2 separate regions of the Homo sapiens genome follow, and region 2 is linked to region 1. Evidence: read pairs that join two places in POLR2A ChIA-PET (ENCODE). Cell type or tissue: MCF 10A. All regions are shown on one strand. Each heading gives the region's core, and the rest is flanking DNA. Links, peaks and the distances in the headings are about the cores only.

What was found. Peaks named below come from ENCODE experiments on the same cell type or tissue, not always from the same donor. Only the 100,000 strongest peaks of a DNase experiment are listed, where the experiment ranks them.
Region 2: POLR2A ChIA-PET joins it to region 1 with 5 read pairs; 2 of 35 experiments call an interaction of 5 or more read pairs at or near these places.

What each region holds. Positions count from the first base shown.
Region 1 is chr4:24,762,335-24,765,258 of GRCh38, forward strand. It overlaps LOC124900683 (a long non-coding RNA gene), which reads right to left. Exons shown (of 3, transcript XR_007058079.1): 2 at 1,388-2,924; 3 at 1-668. Among named protein-coding and RNA genes, the nearest start is that of SOD3, 32 kb to the right of the region's middle. In MCF 10A, for the core only: no CTCF peak of the experiment used is centred there; a DNase peak (open chromatin) is centred at 1,467.
Region 2 is chr4:24,559,347-24,562,270 of GRCh38, forward strand. The region is part of intron 3 of DHX15 (DEAH-box helicase 15); the gene reads right to left. Among named protein-coding and RNA genes, the nearest start is that of DHX15, 24 kb to the right of the region's middle. In MCF 10A, for the core only: no CTCF peak of the experiment used is centred there; no DNase peak of the experiment used is centred there.

The DNA of each region.
Region 1 (2,924 bases), core at 328-2,827:
TGTCTAGTATCTTCATCTTAAAAGGGGGGATAAAGTCTATCTTGCAAGTTGGTTGAGAGAATGAATGAAATGAATATATGCATGACTCATGCTTAACTCTCAATCAATGATAACTTGGTATCAAGCTGGACATAGACCAGAATGTCAGCATAGTTCAGGGCTATTTTTGACATACATGTAAGCAATGCAGAGGAGTAGATCTAGCTCAGGCTACAAATGTTCTCCTGGGCCAACTTTCCAGAAGGAGGCTGAGAACACAGTAGAAGAATTTTATTGAGAAAAAAAAAAAAAAAGCACTAACTAGATAGTAAAGGGCTGAGTTAGACTGAGCAGGAGAGGATTCTATGGCTACAACGAGTGTAAATTCCCTCCTAAGATCAGAGTACTGAAATTTCACACCAGGTCCACCAGAACAGCTTTTGAATTTATGATGCTTTTAAATATGCTTTAAGATGACAACACCCAATCTGGTGAAGTTACAATAAAACTTCTATATCATAAGTTGCTGGTGGCAAATTGGTACTATCTTTTAGGAAAGTAATTTGGCAGTATGAATTAGAAATTATGAAAATATTCATCCTCTGTCACTTGATTGTTCTTCTTTGGAAAGTTATTCTAAGGAAATAATCCAAACGAAGGAAAACAAGGAAGATGATTGTTTTCATTACCTATATTGAAGAAGAAGAAAAAAACAGAAAGCAGCTATGTAATTCAAAGGATATTTATGTAACAATATAATCTAGTTATAATTGGGGCATATCAAAATTACTTGAAAACGTAGCGGTTTAGGCCGGGCAATGTGGGTCATGCCTGTAATCCCAGCACTTTGGGCAGCCAAGATGGGAAGATCACTCAGGCCTAGGAGTTTGAGACCACTGTAGGCAACATGGCAAAACCCCCTCTTTACAAAAAAAAATACAACAATTAGCCAGGCATGGTGGCATGTGACTGCAGTCCCAGCTACTTGGGAGGTAGAGGTGGGAGGACCACCTGAGCTTGGGGAGGACGAGGCTGCAGTGAGCCGTGATTGCACCCCTACACTCCAGCCTGGCTAACAGAATGAGACCCTAATGAGATGCTGTCTCAAAACAAAAACAATAAAAAATAGCAGTTTAAACCAGTCATGTTCATTTGCTCACATTTTTTTTTCTTTGGAGACGGAGTCTCACTCTGTCGCCCAGGCTGGAGTGCTCAAGCTCTGCCTCCCGGGTTCATGCCATTCTCCTGACTCAGCCTCCCGAGTAGCTGGGACTACAGGTGCCCGCCACCATGCCCGGCTAATTTTTAGTATTTTTAGTGGAGATGGGGTTTCACTGTGTTAGCCAGGATGGTCCATTTGCTCACAGTTTTATGAGTCAGAAATTCAAAAAGGTTGGGAAGTTCTTACTTGGAGTCTGTCGTGGACTGCATTCAGATCTCTGTTGGGGCTGTAGTCCTCCAATGGCATGACTAGGCTTGTCATCCGAGATGGATCACTCACATGACAGGCAGTTGGTTTCAGCTGAAAGCTTAGCTGGGCTGTCAGCCAGAGCACCTACACGCAGCCTCTCCAGCATAGCAGCCTCTCCAGCATAGCAGCCTCAGGATAATCAGATTTCTTTACAGGGTTTTTGTTTCTCCCAGAGGTAAAATCCCAAGAACACCAGGTGTAAGCTTCGTAGCTTTTTCTAATCTGATCTTGAAAGTTATGCTGTGTCATGTCTCCTGTATTCTTCTGGTTAAAAGTGAGACATTAATGCTGGCCCAAACTCAAGGGGAGGGGATACACACTCCACCCATCAATGGGAGGAATGTCAGAGGAATTACAGACATGTTTTAAAATTGCTACAGTCTTATTTGCATACCTCCCACATGCAACATACTCTCTCCCTTATCAAGATCTCCCAAAGGCTCAACTATTACAGCATCAGACTCAGGCTGGACGTTCAGGATCACATCATCTCAGTCAGGTCCAGGTGTAAATTCATCTGCTCAAGTTTCTGAAGACCTCAGGACTAAAGAGATCAAGGGTTAGAATAAATAAAATAGACACTCCTATTCCAAAAGGAAGGGATGGCAAGCACAGAGCAGTCACTAGTCCAGAGAAACTTGAAATTCAACTGGGTACCTGTCACCAGTTCTTTGTTCATGTCATCCAGTACTGTGGATTGTACTAATACTGATTTGTACTAATTGTACTAGGGGATTGTTCATCAGTACTGATTTGTACTGATTGTGCTAGGGAATTCCTCCTCTAGGTTCTCAGCTCCTCCATCTGGGCTCCTGGTTTTTCCCTCTGAGTCGTCCTTCCCTTTTAATAATAAGCAGCCTGTGAGTGCGGCGGGGTGGCTCTCTCATTTGGCTTCCTTCCCACAGAAGGTTGTGGATCAGAACCACTTTCATTTTGTGCTGCTTCTGTCTCTTTCAGACCAAGATGATATTGCTTCTGCCAATATAATTCCCTTGAAATATTTGTTAGCTTTTATGAATCTTACTAGAGTCCCTTCATTGGACAAATACCACAAAGGGTCTTTGGGATAGCCTCTTCTCTATCTTTGATTCTCTATAAGGCTGCAACATCTTTCAGAGCCTAGAAGCTCTATGATTTAAGAGGGGTGATCTACTACAAAGCATGATCTTAAGATCTTTAGATACATTTTATCTAGCAGACCATGTCTAGGAGATACCATTTTAAATCTTTCTGAAATCATAAAAAAAGTGTTGTAAAGTTGCCCCTCTGGCTTTATTTTTACCCTTTGGTGGCATTTTCCCGAAAGAGCCCTGAGTTTGATCTTTTCCCTAAGGTCCTTTCTTACTTTAAGAATCCTTTGCTGACTGAAAATATTCTCTTGAGCCCTTTGTATTTCTTTCAAATTTCCCTTGAAAATAAAATAGTTGGTTTTTTAAAGTTTATTTGTTTATTCTCTTTACTTTCATTTTATCAT
Region 2 (2,924 bases), core at 165-2,664, 200 kb before region 1:
GAGAATGAATTTGTCAATTTTAAGCCACTAAAAAAAAAAAAAAAAAAAAAGAAACAGTACTTGACGATTTGCTATACTGTTAAATGTATGAAACCCTTTGCTTAACAACAAAAAACTAACTTGACACAGAACTCAGGAAAGGCAGAATCAGGCACTGGAGATAAAAACTACAGTCCATTTTCCTTTATGTAAGAGTCAAGTTTTACTAACTTTCTTAGTAGTAATGAAATATTTATCCAGGCTAAGGAATGAGTCACAATAGTAAAATTTTAAGTTTGAAGTTTCAATGATGAATTAATAAAAGTGCCACAGGATAGCCAAACTCCACACTTTACTGGGTGCCTTACTATCTACAGTGTTTTCCAACTGTTTTAGGGCAGAGATGCTCTTAAAAATTTATTAGCATCACCTTGGAACTAGTAAGAACTACAAAACTTGAGTCTCATCTCAGATCTACTTAATCAGAAATTTTGAAGGTGAGGCATAGCAATCTGCTCTAACAAGTTTTCAAGTGATTCTGATGATTGCTAAAGTTTAAGAAACACTAGTCTAAATTAATCAAATTAAACAAGAAGCAGATTACCTAAAGATGTCTAAAGTAGCAAAAACATCCTTGGAGTAAGTAACAGTTCAGCTTTTCAACTGTGACTGCTTAATAAAATATACCAAAAACCCCATGTACTGAACAGTATCAACCTAGCTTAAGTATTTTTTTGCAACAGGCACATGTAGATGGCGTAGTATAACTACAAGCCAACTGCCAACTATGATCTCAGCAAGATGACGACACCTAACACATCACTAATTCTGATTTGAACAAACCATGGTAAAACATTACATCCTGCAAATATATTACTTATTTATATTTTTGTATTTATATATATGTATATATATTTTATGAAACATTCCAAAAAATTACAAACTAAGCCTAAGAAAGGCAAAAAATCATTTTTATAAAATGAAAACCAGAAATCCCTACCTCAAAGCTTATGATCCCTCCCCAGTAAAATTCCAGCTTGGTTAAATGTTTAAAACAAAAACAAAATAGTAAAATACATGGATTAAATTATTTAAACCAACACTGGGCAGGGTATGATGCAAAACCTGGACATCATAAAAGTGGTTAATTCAATACGTGTACAAAATTCAAGTCTCTATGTAGCATGAAGTGTCATAAAGCAAAGAAATGTATGACAAACTGAGCAAAAATTGCAACTTATATCCAAGGTGCTAATTCTGTTATAAGCTCCTACAAATCTATAAGAAAAAGGCCAATCCACTATAGAAATATGGGCAAAGCATATGATGAAACATCTAATTCTATCAATTTTATAATACCGCATATTTGGTCAAATTTAAATTCTCTGAAACTAAGATGCATTTTAAAATAGCACCTTAAAAACAGCTATCAACTAGGTAGAAATCCTGAGAAGATGAAAAAAGCACCAGTCTCAGATTCCAAAAAGAAATACAAATGGCTAATATACAAAAATGTTCAATTTCACAGAAAATAAATGCAAATTAAAACCATAAAGTAATCCCATTTTTCACTTAACAAGATTGACAAAGATAAAAAGTTTTATAATGCTGAGTTGGCAAGGGTAAAGAAACAGATGCTCATTTACTGATTCCTTACTGGTGAGAGTATATAAAAATCTCTATGGAGGGCAATCTGCCAAAAGCTGATAAAATTCAAGTATACTCTATGACCCGAACAATTTCACTTGTAGGGAATTTATTTCACAGATGTGTATGCGTGAAAAAAATGTGTGTACAAGTTTGTAAGAGGATACGGAGGACAGCAAATGTTTCTAATAGCAAAAACTGCAAATGAGGTTCCATCAATAGAATTTGTTAAGTAAACTAAGGTACAATCACAAATGCTATGCAGCCATTAAAAATAAAGCAACTTAAAACCACAATGAGATACCATCTTATACCAGTCAGCATGGCTACTAAAAAGTCAAAAAATAACAAGGTTGTAGAGAAAAGGGAATGCTTATCCACTGCTGGTGGGATTGTATTAGTTCAGCCATTGTGGAAAGCAGTTTGGCAACTTCTCAAAGATTTATAATAGAATTACCAGTTGACCCAGCAATCCCATTATTGGGTATACAGAATATAAACCCTTCTACCATAATGACACAGGCCTGTGTATATTCACTGCAGTACTATCCACAATAGCAAAGACATAGAATCAACTTAAATGTCCATTAAAAGTAGAATTCATTTTTAAAAGTAGCACATATACACAATGGAATACTATGCAGCCATAAAAAAGAGATCATGTTCTTGTGACAACATATATGAAGCTAAAGGCCATCATCCTAAGCAAACTAACACAAGAACAGAAAACCAAATACCTCATGTTCTCAGTTGGGAGCTCAACTTTGAGTAAATATGCACACAAAGAAAGGAACAACAAACCAGAGGATGGAGGGTGGGAAGAGAAAGAGAATCAGAAAAACTACCTGTCAGGTAACTATGCTTATTACCCGAGTAACAAAGTAATCTGTACACCAGCCCGTAATCCCAGCACTTTGGGAGGCCGAAGCAGGTCAATCACTTGAGGTCAAAGTTCAAGACCAGCCTGGCCAACATGTGGAAATCCCATCTCTACCAAAAAATACAAAAATTCACCAGGCGTGGTGGCGTGCACCTGTAGCCCCAGCTACTTGGGAGGCTGAGGCAAGAGAATCGAATCGCTTGAACCCAGGAGGCACAGGCTGCAGCGAGCTGAGATTGGGTCACTGCACTCCAGCCTGGAAGAGTGAGACACTGTCTCAAAAAAAAAAAAAAAAAAAAAAAATCTGTACACCAAACTCCTACAACATGCAATTTACCTATACAGCAAACCTGCACATATACCCTTGAACCTAAAAGTTAAAAAAGCATAAATAAAGCAACCTGAAAAAGGCATCTAT